2 separate regions of the Mus musculus genome follow, and region 2 is linked to region 1. Evidence: chromatin loops called from intact Hi-C (ENCODE). Cell type or tissue: left cerebral cortex. All regions are shown on one strand.

Region 1 (8,000 bases):
CATGTGCACACCTGTGCATGTGTGTGTGAGGTGATGACTGTGTGTTTGTGTGGATGCTGCTAGCTGCATGTGCACACCTGTGCATGTGTGTGTGAGGTGATGACTGTGTGTTTGCATGGATGCTGCTAGCTGCATGTGCACACCTGTGCATGTATGTGTGAGGTGATGACTGTGTGTTTGCATGGATGCTGCTAGCTGCATGTGCACACCTGTGCATGTATGTGTGAGGTGATGACTGTGTGTTTGCATGGATGCTGCTGGCTGCATGAGCACACCTGTGCATGTGTGTGTGTATGTGAGGTGATGACTGTGTGTTTGCATGGATGCTGTTGGCTGCATGTGTACATCTGTGCATGTGTGTGTGTATGTGAGGTAATGACTGTGTTTTCATGGATGCTGCTGGCTGCATGTGCACACCTGTGTGTGTGTGTGTGTGTGAGGTGATGACTGTGTTTGCATGGATGCTGCTGGCTGCATGTGTACACCTGTGCATGTGTGTGTGTATGTGAGGTGATGACTGTGTTTGCATGGATGCTGCTGGCTGCATGTGCACACCTGTGTGTGTGTGTATGTGTGTGTGTGAGGTGACGACTGTGTTTGCATGGATGCTGCTGGCTGCATGTGTACACCTGTGCATGTGTGTGTGTATGTGAGGTGATGACATATATGTTTGTGTGGATGCTGCTGGCTGCATGTGCACACCTGTACGTGTATGTGTGTGTGTGTGTGAGGTGATGACATGTATGTTTGTGTGCATGATGCTGGCTTGTGCATACCTGTGTGTGTGTAGGTGTAGGTGAGAGGATTGTTTTTTGAGACAAGGTTGCTCACTGGTCTGGTGCTCAGCACAGTAGCTGGCTGCCTGGTCAGATAGCCCCAGTGGCCTGCTCAGTAGTGGGATCATAAGCTCATGCCACCGTAGCTGGCTTTTTAAATTCGTGCTGATGATCAAACTTCATGCTTGCTTGGCAAACATTTTACCAACTGAGTTATCCCTTAGGCCCTTTAATGGTCATTAAAGCGTGGTCAGGAAGTAAGAGATTAGAAGCCTAGCAGTGCAGTTGATGAAATAAGTGTAGGTGTTGATGACCAGTTACTTAGTATGAAAAACGGTGGGATCAAGGCTAACTCCTGCTTTTCCAGCCAGCCAGCCATCTCTCTTTACTGAGATAGGGAACACATATTTAGAGTGGACAGTTGAAGAATTTAGAGGACATGCAATTGAAAGGCCTGTTGAACACACAAATGGAGATATTCCTATACAACTGGAAAGGCTGCTCTGGAAATAAAAAGCCAGAATTGGGGTAGATATCCACACACAGAGCCAACTGTGAGATTAAAGCTGTAGGAGAGACTGCCATCACGTAGCACCTGAACCCAGACATGAAGCCATAGCATACTCTACCACTGAGAGTTGGACATTCCAACATCAAAAGAAAGAAAAGACAATCCTCACGGAGCCTGAGAAATGGTGGGGTGGGGGTGAGCGATAAATATTTCCTTAAGGATCTCTCTAGATAGAGATCAAATGAGGACAGAGTTAGCACTGGCCTGGTAGATTTGATACAAGGATAATAATGTTCTCTTGATTATCTTTCTACCGAAATGGAATAGGACCATGAGCTGAGAGTGCAGGAAGCTAGAAAGTACTGTAAACATGAGAAACAGTGACAGGATGTGACATAAACCATTTGGAGGGCTGGCAAGATGGCTCATCAGGTAAGAGAACTGACTGCTCTTCCAAAGGTCCTGAGTTCAAATCCCAGCAACCATATGTGGCTCACAACCACCCACAGTGAGATCTGATGCCCCCTTCTGGTGTGTCTGAGACAACTACAGTGTACTTATTTATAATAGTAAATAAATCTCTGGGCCAGAGAGCAGAGTTGACTGGAGCTAGCAGAGGTCCTAAATCCAATACCCAGTAACCACATGAAGTACAGCTACAGTGTACTCACATGCATAAAATAAACAAACAAACACAAAAACCATTTGGAGTGGATCAAGGTGATTTTAGGGTCTGAGCTGAGTGTGATGTCACCCATTCCCAGTTTCCTAAGGATGACTGGTCTGTTGAGAGGAACCAATACTTGGGCGGTGGAGGCTCATCAGGGAGGAGAGGCAGGGGCTTTTCTGCTTTGTGAGCAAATACATGAAAGTATATAACCATTCTAGATGACCATTCTAAAGCCGTTGGAGTGGCTACTATATGTGACTGTCGTACACTGCTACGGAGTAAGAGCTCGTGATGGCTCCCTGGCCTGTCTCTCACCTACAGACTGACAAACCTCATGCTTTGTGTTTCCTTGAAGAGGCACCTTATCAATCCATTTTTAAGAGTTAAATTTGTACTCTTTTTTTTTGGTTTTTCGAGACAGGGTTTCTCTCTATAGCCCTGGCTGTCCTGGAACTCACTCTGTAGACCAGGCTGGCCTCGGACTCAGAAATCCGCCTGCCTCTGCCTCCCAAGTGCTTGTATTCTCTAGTTCATCAAATTATTTAAAACTGACTCAATAGTTGTCCTCAATTTTTAAAAAGAGCAAGAGTGAGCACCTGTTTAGACGCTGACTTTGTGACGTTCTCGGCCATCTGGTAGGAGTCAGAGCTGTTAGATTTTCCTGGAGAAATGTGTATATTTAACAGGGTTCTTTGTCTTCTGTCTTCACAGCTGATCTTGCATCCTTAATGGACAAAGCGTATGAAAGAAAATTGCCTGTTAGTTCTTTATCAATATCACGGGTAAGAACATTTCCAACCTACTTTCAAAGAAGGAAGCAATCAAGACTGTAGGCTGGGCTGGGCTGTAGAAACAGTAGTCACATGGGAATAACTTTCCACAGTGTAGTATGTTTTTATAATTACCAGTAGATATTTTGTGCTGTGGTGGCTGAAATGTAAGGAAATAAATATACCAGACTCAAGTTAGTAATCACTGATTTATTTATTTTCCTCGGATCATATTATTCTGTGTTTTTAAAGTTAATATATCCTTCAGTGTCATAGCAGTGAACATATTTTCAGTAGCGGGTAACATCCGCGGAAGACTGGATACTAGCGGTGAACTTGACTGCCGCTGGGTAATGGCTAGGAGAACTGTGAGGCCAGCAACTGGGAGTAGTGATTGTAGGAACCACCACAGGGCACCTCCATAGCAGCCATTCTTGTAGTTTCTCGCCATGCATCCATCATGTGTGTTCATTTCCACAGCAGCCATGAGAGAGATGTGTGTGGTATTTGTAAGGCACAAACGATGAGGTAACTTTGCAGATGCACACAGCATGTAGGCAGAAAGGCTGGAACATCAAAGTCCACCTGAAATCACCATCAAGACAAGAGCAGGTTCCCATACTGGGCAGCAGTGTTCTCCGGTTTCCCCATCCCCAACTTGAGAGTGGTTGTATCTTCCTCAGAGGTGATGAGATCTTGGAAACACCTTTTGTAGAAGTGAGCAGGGTCCTTCAGTCAAGAGCTACTAAATCTAGATGAGGGGAAGGGAAGAGTCTTTCCCTCCATCCCTGATCCCTTCTCTGTGCCCTGTGTCCTCTTAGAGAAACTGTTCAGTTGTCACTCCTTAGACTTGGGGACTAAGATCCCCCACAGTGGAGAAGATTGAGAGGCCATTGTTTTCAGGGTGATTCCCCCTCTGGGGGCTGAAATACCCGATTTTCATTTAAACAACACTTGGAACTTTAAAGAGCTTTTGTGTGCATGTTCCAACCTGAACCTCGTCAGGACGGAAGCCTGTAGCTGTTGATCCAGATGGAGCAGCTGAGTCCCAGAGGGCCCGTGCCATCTGTTTGTGCCAGAGCATGCTATCAGGAGAGCTGCTTTTCAGGCTCAGGGCTGGTGTTTGCACCTCATGTTATCTGCCCTTTAATGGATTTCTAAATCAAACCCAGGGGGCCTGCTTATTTTTAGAAAGTCTCCCTTTTCTTTCCCTTCTCTCTCTGTTCATGAGGCTTTAGTTACACTCACAGCACACCTAGTCTCCTATTCTGTCTTCCGACTTGAGATCTCCCACCTCTGAGCAGAATCCACCCTGGGGAGTATTTCCTGCTCATTTAGATCGTAGGTAAAGAACAGACTCTTAGAGTTTCCACAGGTTGTTTTTCAAGTGCTGGTGATTGAATCTGGAGCCTCCCGAGTGCTGGTCAAGTACTCTCTACCAATGAGCTGCGTCCACAGCACCAATCAATGCTCAGTAGATTTTATAGCTTGAAGAAGCCTCAGTCCTAAAACGGTTGCTTCATATCAACACTAAAATCAGAGTCAAAACAGCTAAAACGGAATCCCTCCACTTAGATTTTAGTGTTCTGAACACTGTTGTTGCAGAGTTAAGAATCTCCACCATTTCGGAGCTGGAGAAGTGGCTTGATGGAAAAGAGCCCTGGCTGCTCTTGCTGGGGGCCTGGGTTCAATTCCCAGCATCCACATGGTGGCTCACGCCTGCCCATGACTCCAGTTCCAGGGCTTCTGACACCCTCACACATGCAGGAACAGAAAACACTAATGAACAGAAGATAAAAATGAGTTCTATTTATTTTAAAAATGAATCTCCGCCATTTCTACTTTGTGTTCCATGTGTTTGGAGTATAGGGTGGAGAGGAAAGACAATAAAGGCGACAGTGTCTGTAAACAGTTCCATGAGACACTCTTGTCTGTATGAGCAAGGTTTGGGTTTGGCTTTTAATGGTGCTTTCTTGCTGCTTGTTTTGTTTTGGACCAAATATAGAAGTACAGAGAAGAGAAGCTACAGTGTGCCTTTTGTTTGTTTTTACCAATGTGAAGCGTTTTCAGAAAGGAGTACTACCACAGGAGCCTCGTTCCAATAAAAAGAGTGCGTGCATACCTTTTAAAGATAAGCACGTGATCTAGATCAAACATGTGGCGTAATTTGTATTCAACCAAGAATTGTTTTTCTCCTCTAGTTTGTGGACAACATTGCATCCCGAGAAGATCTAGATTCTGCAGAGTACTATCTTTACAAGTAAGCTTTTCCGTCACTCTGGCTTCACACTCACTTTCAGCACCCGGGGTTTGGTTTTTTCTTCTTCTTTTGTGGTACTGAGAAGTTTGTGTATATGCACACATACAAATGCGTGTGTGTGTGTGTTTGTGTGTGTTTGTGTGTGTGTGTGTGAGATGAACTCAGTTGCATGCAGTCCAGAACAGAAACAAAGATTCATGTCTTTGCTGTCGTCTTTTTCCATGTAGACCATGCCTGAGACTCTTAACTCCAAGCAGCTCTGATTCCTCTTTTTCATTATAAGAGTTAGCTTTTTTGAAACATTTTTGTGACTTTGTAGATACTTCTGTGTGTTAAGAGTCTAGGTAAGCCATGCAAGGATAGTGATAATGATATACTTATTGTCTAAATGACCCTGCTTCCCAGCCTAAGAGGAATATACAAAACATGTTAAGGCCTCAGGAAAGGCTTATAAGAATGAAGAGTTAGAGCGTTACTCTTTTTTTTTTTCTTTTGGTTTTTCGAGACAGGGTTTCTCTGTATAGCCCTGGCTGTCCTGGAACTCACTCTGTAGACCAGGCTGGCCTCAAACTCTGAAATCTGCCTGACCCTGCCTCCCGAGTGCTGAGATTAGAGGCGTGCACCTTGGAGTTTCTCTGGAGTATCTGAAGTCGGGGGTTAAGCTGGGCCATCAGAGACCTGGTCTTTGAGAAACTTCCACTAGTTAGGCCTTCTGTTGTTATTGTGGCTCACATCCTTACAGAGTGACTTTTGACCTCAGAGTGACCTTAAAAACACAGGCCTACCATTAAGGAATATCAAGCAACGTCTTCATCATAGAGAGCCTTCAACTCCTGGCTGTCCTGCCTGCAGCATTTCTTACTCCCTGAGCAATTCCACCTCTAGCCTTTTGGGGATCAAATGACCCTTTCACGGGGGCCACCTAAGACCATTTTTAAACACAGATATTTACATTACGATTCATAACAGCAGAATTGCAGTTATGAAGTAGCAGTGAAAATAATTCTATAGTTGGAGGTCACCACAGCATGAGGAACGGTATTAGGAAGGTGACCACTGACTCAGAGTAATTCTGATTGCTACCATGGCATAGGCTTCCCTCCTTCCCTGTCACAGCCTGTAGCCACCACCGTAGTTTAACTGTCCAGGAGAAGGCTGATGGACTTGGTGCTGTGGGTCTGGGCATGGGTAGCTCTCAAGCTCCTGCAGTTCCTAGGACTTGTGGCACATAGCACCTTCTCATCTCTTCCCAGGAGTACACATGAAGTCTCTAGACATCACAGACAGGAAAGTGTGGGCATGCAGTATCTCAGGGTGCCAGGGATCTCTATAGGAAGGCTGCTTTGGAGACAGCTGAAGGGACATATGTGTGGGGGCTATGCACTACTCTCTGGGAGCCGCCCACACTGGGATCCACTCTTTGTGATACAAAATGAAACATGAAGGAAAAGAATGATCTAGTTACCACAGTAAACTGCGGGTGTTTAAGGCAGTCAGTCCGTTGACAAAAATCTGGAAACTGTGATTCTCTACATCTGAAGGGAGAATTCAAAAAGTAAGGATAAAGGTGACTCAGTCAGAGGGAAGGTTAAAACTGAGCCCAGGAGTCCGTCAGCAAGCACTTGGAAAGCCGGCTGACTCAGAGCACCAGCTGTGGGGTTGTAACTGAAGCTTCAGCTGAAGTAAGGCATTCAAAAGAGAAACTGACCCAGGAAGAGGGACCTGAGACAGACCTGATGCATGGGTGTGGTTTGGCTTGCTCTTCAAGGGTGTAATATGTTCTCTCTGGGAGTGGTCTGCAGCCCCTCTGAGAAGCCTGGGGCCTGACTGGAGGAAGATGAGGACCAGAGAGAGGGAGAGGTCCAACTGGGCTTCCACAGGCCCTTTGCCTCTGCCAGAGAGCTCATGCCTCCATCTGCTTTTTATGTTGGAGTCTGCAAAGAATATTTATAGAGATCTGCAAGTTGGGAAAGCATAAAAAATGACATTTTAGCATCTCAGTAATGCCTAGCATTTTCTTCTGTTGTGAGTATAAATGACAGATGCCTGTACTATTTGCATCATTTGTCGTTCACACCAATTAAAATCCTTGATTCTTTTCATTTGTAGCAGCTCCCTTACAACTGCGTTCACAGCGGCCAGTAGTTAGACTGCTTCTGCTCTGGGTCTGCTGCACTGAGGACGCAGCGCGGACTGCCTTATCCGGAACTTCTTAGTATCTTGATACTTGTCTTTCGGTGTAATTGGTTTCACTTGGGAAAAACCAGTCTGGAGAGGGGATCCACAGGCCCCCTCCAGGAGCTCAGGATGACAAAAGCTCCAGGGCCCCTATGAGGCAGGCCTGTGAGCAGTAGGCTCTTTTGCCTGGTCTTCCTGCTTCCTTCCCAGCCCCCCTGAAGCAGTCTGTCTCTGAGTTCCGTAATGCAAACGCGCTCTTTCCTTATGCCAGCTTGCCCTGGGAAGGAGGCCAAGTGTGTGGCCGATAGGTACTCTGTCCTCCAAATGAGAGGTTAGGTACTGGGAGTCCCCTGGAGCTGAGGTGTAAGAAGATTCTTCAGGCCCCACGCCACTCTCTGGAGAATAGGGCGGGGGCGGGGTGGGGTGGGTGGGGACATTTCTGCTTTATTTTGGCACCATCAGTGCCCAGTGTGTGGTGAGGTGAGGCAGCAGCTGCAGCCGCATCAGCAGGTGAAGATACAGGGATAGTCAGCCAACAGCAGCTGACACAAAGGCGGTCAGCGGTCAGTATAGAGGGAGGACATTTATTGTTCTGTCTTAAGAACTTTCGTACCTTCTGCTCATTTTCAAAATAACTAAAAGCTACAAACCTTTTCTTTTTCTTCTGGGCAGAGGATTTGTGTTGCCGACTTACTGTTTTGCTGCCTTTTGAGAGGGAAAAGGCTTCCCGCTTTTACTGTCTGTCACCTACAGGGTTCGTAAGCGTGAGCTTTGTGGCTCTGTTTGACTGACAGTCTAAGACTGAGATTGCCTAAGCGGTGAGCAAGGTGTGAGA
Region 2 (8,000 bases), 62 kb after region 1:
CTAGAAGTCTGTGTCGGTTTTTAGCTTTCACCACAAATGTACACGGTCCCATTGTGGTGGCTACCTCTAAACTAATTGTGTATGTATGGAACTAGCAAGATCAGATTAGCCACACAGGTAGGAGAGGTGCCTGGGAGGTCAGGAGCCCCTTGTAAAGCAAATGTACTTCACCCTGGTGTCCTCGGCTCGGCTCCGTGGCCATCACTGAGGACAGGGGTGCAGGAGGGTGCCTGCCAGATTGTGTAGGAATCAGAGCCAATGGATCAGTGACAGTTTTGTGAAGCATTTTTCCCCATTAGATTCTGTAGAAACAATAAGAGGTATGGGGGTCGAGTGGTTATAACTGAAGGCTGGCTATGGCTCTTCTAAGGTATTTATATATATATATTAAAACAAAATAATATAAAGGCTAAATAAATTTAAGTTGGAAAACTGGAAGATAACTCCATCTTCTATGAAAGAAAAGTCAACCAGAGGTCTGGATTTGGCAAGAAGGCTAGAAATTGTTTCTCTTCACGTGTGGACCAGCCTAACAGCTCCCATTAAATTACTATCTTGTGTGTATTGAGCTTGTCTGATGAAGTGAGAAGCAAGTGGGCTTACAGGCAACGAACTCTGTTTTCATCAGGATGACTTTTCCATCAGATAGGACAGTTTTGTACCTTTAACGTGTCACTGTTACGGGTTTTGAAAGAAACAGGATAATAAATAAAAAAGCTGCATTCCTAGAGACACCTAACAAAAATAGAATATTAATTTTCTTTAAAAAATTAAACATTTGGAAAATGTGATTCACAGCATTAAGTAGACTGCATGGGTTCTCAGTGAGGAAACCCCTGGAGAAATATTGTTTAAACCCTCAGAGTAAAAGAGCAGTGCGAAACATACGCTTTACAGACGAAAATAAACTAAAATGTAAATTTTGAAATAAATAACTAACATAGAAAATAAAATGAGGTCATTGTTCACTACCCCGTAGATCTTAAGAGTCTGCAGGAAACGTAGCATGACCGAGCACAGCTGCCACTGAGAAGTTTGCCACCTCTGAACCCTGGGACGTGAATCTGCCACTTGAAACTTGGCGACAGTTTTCCTCGCGATCTGGCGGCGCAAGTCTGTGGTTCAGTGATGACATCGACAGACATTATGTCTGAACTCTCTACATGGTCAACATAGAAGTTGAGAATTCATTTGTTTTCAATCTATTACTTCTCTCACTGAATGTTTTCCAGGAAAAACAAAAACAAAAAACCAACCCAAGCAAACTGGGTGCTAGGGTACTTCTGAACTTGGCTCTTTTACCTCATGGTGAATAATCTTGAAAGGAGGAGGGGATAGCACTGGGTGATGCCCCGGACAGTAGCCTACCCCGCCACCTACCCACTCTCAAACAGCACGGACTCAACTTTCACGGTATGAGAGTCAAAGGGCAGGAGGTACCACCGTTTCTGGTAGTGACAGGTTTTTAAAAATAAATATCATGACTTCAATATCAGACTTCAAATCTTGCCAGAACCTTAAAAAAACTTCAATTTTTGTCTTACAAAAAACACTTAAAATAATAATTAAAAAGAAAGACCATCGTTTCAAAATTTTCTTTGCGTTTTCCTGTAAATGAAAACATTTGTTAAAAAGTTCATCTATGAAAAGTTCTCGAGTAGCTAAAAAAAAAAAAAAAAAAAAAAAAAATCTTCTGTACATGTGTTCCCATGTGTTGAAATTAATGGAAAATTAAAATAGCCAATGCAAGACAAAGGAAGGCAGATGCTGTACACTTGCTGAGAGCTCTTCCACCATAAGATTCACTGTTTTCCTGGTTCTGATCAAAGAAGCCATTCCGGTCTTGAACTTGAAGAATTAAAGAAGCTACGAAAGGTGCAACGGATTTGGTTGAGTGGCCACGGGTACATCAGAAGTGGTGATGTTCACCAAGCATGACTCTGCACTAAACCGTTGGGCCAATCAGATGAGCTTCTGGTACCTTCCCTCCCCACACGCTCCTTTCCCTGGAGTATCTACAATCCTACATGGATGGTTTAAAAACTTGCTGTCTCACATTAAAAAATAAGTGCATCAGGTGTCTTTGTACATTCAAGTCACTTCCTAAGGCAAAATGTCTCCCATGTGTACTCCCACCTGCTTTGGTATTTGCTTCAGTTAACCGGGGTGGACTTGGGTGTTGCTGCATGCAGCTTGACTTGGTGTGGACTTGGGTAGACAAATGCTGGGAGCATGCCTTAGATCAACCTACTCACGTGTTCGAAAAGTCTGAGAGTTCTGAATGGGGCGCAAACCACTCACTCATCCAGTCTACACTTGCTACATTATGCCGTGTGCAGCCTTTATAATAGCAAAGGCATTGAATTAAGGCGTGAAAAAGCTCATGCCCTCGTAACAGGCTTCATTCTTTTTGTTCTTTAGAAACACGCTTTAGGAGAATAAGACTCTTTCTGATGACTCTGATGAAAATGGGAAACTCCACCTGTGTAGACCACAGAATAGCTGTGGTCTGAGAAAATGCAGACCTGGTTGCTGGTGTCTTCTCTATACCCCATCTTGCCCACTCTCTCTCCCTGGGCATCTCATCAGAACTCTCTACCTTTGTCTCTTGCATTCTTTTTCTTTCTGATTCTTCCCCTCTCACTCTCTCTCTCTCTCCTGCAGTCTCTTTGTCCCTCTCTCCCGCCTCTCTCCCTCCCCTCCCGCTGACTCTCTTTCCCTCTCTTTCTCTCTCTATGATAAATGCCAATACCTAGCAGAAGTCAGTTGGGTGCGTGAGTGCATGGCTTCCGAATGTTCAGCAGAGATGAACGGGGGTAGGCAATTTTGCAGTAACTCGAAATCTATTGTGGGAATATGGTTACTTCCCTTAGCAGTCAGCAAAAATTGAGAACTATCAGTGACTTGCATCACCATGACATAGTATAGCATCTGGCAGGTAATAACTGTTCAGTGACTTAATTGGATGAATGGACGTTTTAGAAAAGGTAGTTTCAAATTCAAGAATTTCTGGAAACACAGTTCAAATCCTGTGGTGTGGCCGGCTGCGGTCTCTACAGTTCTATCTTGCATGCGGGGAAGGACTCGTCTTGCATGACCACTGTACTGCTGCTTGCTAAGACCATGATGTTGAGGTCCTGCTGCTTCTCGTGGGTCTCCTGGTACCACTCCCTCATCACCTCGGAGTCATGTGTCGGAATCAGAGTCACCTACGGAGGGGGAGAAAAGGAGATATTTAAAGGACAGCAGGGATAGATGCCAGAGTAAAAACAGAACAAGGTGTCTGTTGGATCACTAGCAGAAAGGGATAAAAGGAAAAAAAATGCCGTTTTACCAGAAAAATACCAATGAAGTTTTCAACTGATGTTTTCCAAGAACCACAACCAAGCTGTAAAAATTAGAAGGTTTTTTTTTTTAATTTAAAAAAAATTTTTTGGGATGTCATTGAAGGGAAGAGTTCAAGCCTAGAATCTAAATTACCTAGGAACTTGCATGTAAATTTCAGATGGCTTTTTAACGAAGTGGTGTTGAGAACTGTTTGTTTCTCGTGTTTCCATTAACATGGGGCAGATGTTGTACAGCCTATATATTCCACACTTAGTGCACGAAGTTTAATATTGTAGCTCAAACCCCCAGAAGCCCACACATTGGCCTGAAAACAGAGTCTGTGCTGTAGGAGGGGAGTACCGACTTTGGTACTTCTCATGTGAACACTGTGGAATTCTTTGGAAGCAACCTTATGGAAGATGTGAGCACAAGTTGCTAGGTGATGATTTGCAGTCCCACAAATCAGATAACCAGTGATCAGAGCCCAATAGGAACATGGAGACTGGATGGTTCATAGCCAGCCCGGAGGGGCTGGAGCAGAATATATCCGGAGAGGAGAGGCAATGACACCAGTCTGGAATTTCACCTGGAGACTTGATCCCACGTATCTTGGCCAGTGACCATGTTCCTAGCTTTAGTCTACTAGTGAGTAAGATAATTCCTTAGCAGCAATTCCACAGGCTCAGGACAACTTTGATTCACACATACAATACTCAGAATTGGGGGGAGAGAGGCAGGGTTGGGACAGCAATTCATTTCAGGTCATTTTACCGATGTGTGGACTCTGTCTTAGGTAAGGCGGTGCTCCTCCACTGCTACTGATAGTGACCCTGTCAAGGAGGCCACCTTAGGCTATCTTCTGTAAGCTAAACTGACCTGTTATTTGAACTACAAGTTCCTAGCTGATTTAGATTCTAGGCTACAACTCCTCCCCTCGATGAAAAAAGAATTAATTTTTACAGCTTGGTTGTGGTTCCTGGAAAACATCAGTTGAAAACTTCATTGGCATATTTCACATGCAACAGTCAGGAGGCACTACATGTGGATCCACAGGGACAAAGACGCCTATTTCAATGTTTCCTTCTCTTTACTTCTATAATGAGTTCAAATGCACCTCAGACATGGCCCCATGCTCTTACCTGCATGTTGCTTCCCCACTGAGCCTTCCCTTCCAACAAGGCATCCAGGACAGCCCGGCTGGGCTCCTCCGCGGCAGGGTCGTTCCCACTCACCACGTAGTAAGATGACCTCACTCTCTTGAAGAACTCAACATCGACATTCTTACTGTTGCTGTGGTTGGGAATATAGCACAGGTCCAAATACACAGGGAGGCCTGGAGGCACGGTGGACGACTTGGCTGTCTTAGTGGTTCCTGGTCCTTTGGGAACAAACACAAAGCAAGGGTCATAGCAGTGTGAAGACACAGACACATCCACGGATCCCCAGCTGCAGTCTCTGGGACATGAAAGGGATGGTAGGAGTCCCAGTTCCCTGGCTCCTCATGTAGGGCCTCCAACATTAGGAGAAATTATACCGTGCTTCTTTACCAGCTCAATAGGAGAAACTGAAAAAGACTTGGCTTCCCTTTGCAGACAACCCCTTAGGAAGAAAAGAAAAAAGAGTTTCTTCGATTTGTTTTTTTTTAAAGGCATTAGTGCCAGGTAGTGGTGATGCATGCCTTTAATCCCTGCACTCGAGAAGCAGAGTCATATGGATCTCTAGGAGTTTGAGGACAGGCTGGTCTATGAAGTGAGTTCCAGGACAGCCGGGGGCTGTTATATAAAGAAACCCTGTCTCGAGAAAGCCAATATATATATATGTAGGAATTAGATAAGAGTACTCTCCATCCAAAGGGTCTACTTGTACTAATGTGTATTTTAGTTTGAAAAGCTCTATAAGACAGAGGCTTAACTTATGGATCCTGATGCCATACGGAATTGAAAAACTAAACATGAATGGACAAATATGTTTTTCAACAGTAAGAAATTTCTGATCACCCATTGAACTTAATTTAAAATCAGATGTAATGATGCATGGGGTTTCCGGTCATGTGTGCAGCATGGCACACACAGCTTCACGGTAGCCCTGGTTCTGGTCCCACAGTGTGCTCGCTGTCTTACTCTGCAATACAATGGGTGGTGTCTGAAACACACTGCTCTTGTAGAAACAGAAGAGTTGAATTATGGAAACAAAGGCTTCTCATAGTTTTCTACCATTGCATCAGCACCTAAGTATCAAACTAGTGTATCTTTAGATTGGTTCATGCTACAATGATTTAAAAATAAAACACTGCTATTTGAGTTAACGTCTTGAGCTTCAGGGGAAAAATGTTTAAGAAATTTGGGGTTGGAGCTTGGAAATAATTGCCAATAATTTCTGAAATGGCAAGAACCTACCTCACAAAAACAAAAGAAAAGTCTCAAGTCATCACTAAGGAATGGAGATTGCTGGCTATCAGTGGCGAATGGGGAGCCAGCAGGCATTTCTACTTAGCTCCTGCTGAGTGGAATTCCGGGCCTGAGAAATCACTGTGCTAGCAAGGCCGTGGGTAGAAAGGAGAAACAACTTTAACGGTTTCCTCTTTTTCTACTCGATATTTATTGGTCAACTGGAATCAAATTGTTTACTAGCAGGTAAGAAAACACGGCAGATGTTTCAATGGGCACATATATTGCCTACATGTTAGGATTTTTTCCCCAAAGGTGTACATTTTTATAATTTTACATTTTAAATTTTACAGAAGAAATAAATATCGGGCTTAGACAAAATTCCAGGTTTGCCAGGGAAACCTTTGGTCTGCCATACGCCTTTGGGAGTTCCTGATCTGTCACCCTGATGTGATTTTTAAGGTCAGCCTGCCTGAAGCCTCCCTGAGCAGCCCGAGACACACATCCTTAATTCTGAAGGTTTGCAACAGGCCTACAGCTGCTGTCCAGAATGACATCAGCCCAGAAATCCCACCAGACGGATCCCACCACACTTTGCTCTCTCTAAGCCACACTGGGCCAGGAGGTGAACCTTTAAGCAGAAGAGGAAGGTGGACGAAAGGTAGAGCATCAGTCCACCATTTCTGGTCTTCCCAGCAAAAGGACAGACAGAGAAGCGGGCAGGCTTTCAAGTGACCCCACCTACCTGCCGTTGCGGTCTTCGCTGATTTGGATGCAGAGGCGTTAGCTGCGTTCTTGGTCTCCTTGTCCTTCTCTTCTCCGCGTGTGGCTTTGACCTCAGGAGTGGTGGTGGTCTTTGTAGCTTTTTCCACGGATTCTTTCTTCTTGGGAGAAGCCACTCTGGACACCTTGTCGGAGGATTCCTTCAAAGCTCCTGGTTTGGGGGAAGCTGCTAAAGGCTTGGACTTCCCATCACCCTTTTTGACAGGTGAAGAGGACTTGGTCTTTGTGCCTGGCTTCTTGGTCTTGGTCTTCTCCTTCAGGTCTTTTTTCAGAGCCTTGCCTAGGTTCTGATCAACGGCCAAGGCGTCTGGGTCCACCATGGACACGTCGGGGTGGCGAGGAGAAGGGCTTCGGTCTTGCATGGGGGCTGGAGGTGGGTCCATGTGTTTGTATGTGACGGTTTTGTCTGTGGGGATAGTTTCTGACTCATCTTCAGAGTCAATATTGGCGTCGGCTGTGATGGAGGGGCACTCTTCCGTCTCTGGGGGAACATCAGAGTCTGTCTGGGATGGGGCTGACTCACTGACTGAGGTGGGTGGCGTTTCATCGCATTGCCTGCCCTGTTGTTTTCCTCCTGAAGGTGGGGGGGCTCCTCCAGACTGAGTGAGGGGCTTCTCTGATTCTTCAGTGGGCTCTTCACCAGCAAACCACTCAAGAGGATTTGGATTAATGAAGGAAGGCGAGAGCTCCGTCTTGGGATGCTTGAATTCACAGGAGGACACCAGACATAAATCAACATCCTGGCGTGCCTCTGAGGGGGACTTCTTTTCCGTAGTGTAGCATCGGTCTGAGGTCTCATAGGAGTATGTGGATGCCTGTGGGGTCTTGGTGATCTTCTCCATGGTCTCGTAACAGTATGCAGAGGTGTCTGGACTCCGTGTTGTTTTTGTACTTGTCTCGTAGGAATAGCTTTCAGACTCAGGAAAGCTGGTAATTTTCTCAGTGGTTTCATAGGAGTAGCTACAGTCGCCAAGTGTGTGGCCGCCATCCTCAGTGTCATCATAGCCATTGCTAATGTCATCCAGGAGCCTTCTGGACCTCTCAGTCTTTTCATAGGTGTAGCCGCTTACTTCAGGGGTCCGTGTCGTCTTCTCGCTGATCTCATATGAATAGCCACCCTCTTCTGGGGTCCGAGTGGTTTTCTCGGTAATTTCACAGGTGTAGCCACCATCTTCTGGGGTCTTGATGGTCTTCTCAATGGTCTCATAGGAGTACCCACTGTCACATGGGGATTTTATGGTTCTCTCTGTCTTCTCATAGTAGTAACCACCCACGTCGTGGGTCCGGATGGTTTTCTCTTGAGATTCATAGTCATAATCTTCTTCATCTGGAGATCCGGCGGCATTCTCAGGCTTTTGATAGGCATAGTTAAAGTCTCCGGGTGTCTTCCCTCCGCTGTCTTTCTCCACACTAGATGTAGTCAAATCTCTATTCAAGGCCAGATGATGTTGCATTGTATCAAATAGCATTGAGGAGCGGAAGCCATAGGGCTCTGCTGTTGCT

The links. A loop is a pair of places that touch in the nucleus more often than their neighbours do. Peaks named below come from ENCODE experiments on the same cell type or tissue, not always from the same donor. Only the 100,000 strongest peaks of a DNase experiment are listed, where the experiment ranks them.
Region 2: a loop joins it to region 1, with 2.0 times the contacts of the local background. A loop is called at or near these places in 7 of 42 quality-filtered maps.

The regions. Positions count from the first base shown.
Region 1 is chr13:99,360,297-99,368,296 of GRCm38, forward strand. It overlaps Mrps27 (mitochondrial ribosomal protein S27), which reads left to right. Exons shown (of 11, transcript NM_173757.3): 3 at 2,669-2,739; 4 at 4,929-4,987. Among named protein-coding and RNA genes, the nearest start is that of Mrps27, 20 kb to the left of the region's middle. In left cerebral cortex, no CTCF peak of the experiment used is centred here; DNase peaks (open chromatin) are centred at 2,630, 3,836, 6,365, 6,862 and 3 more places; H3K27ac peaks cover 979 bases.
Region 2 is chr13:99,422,753-99,430,752 of GRCm38, forward strand. Map1b (microtubule-associated protein 1B) reads right to left here. Exons shown (of 7, transcript NM_008634.2): 5 at 6,460-8,000; 6 at 4,467-4,705; 7 at 1-3,209. The coding sequence ends at 3,054. Among named protein-coding and RNA genes, the nearest start is that of 6430562O15Rik, 14 kb to the left of the region's middle. In left cerebral cortex, no CTCF peak of the experiment used is centred here; DNase peaks (open chromatin) are centred at 3,714, 7,000 and 7,784.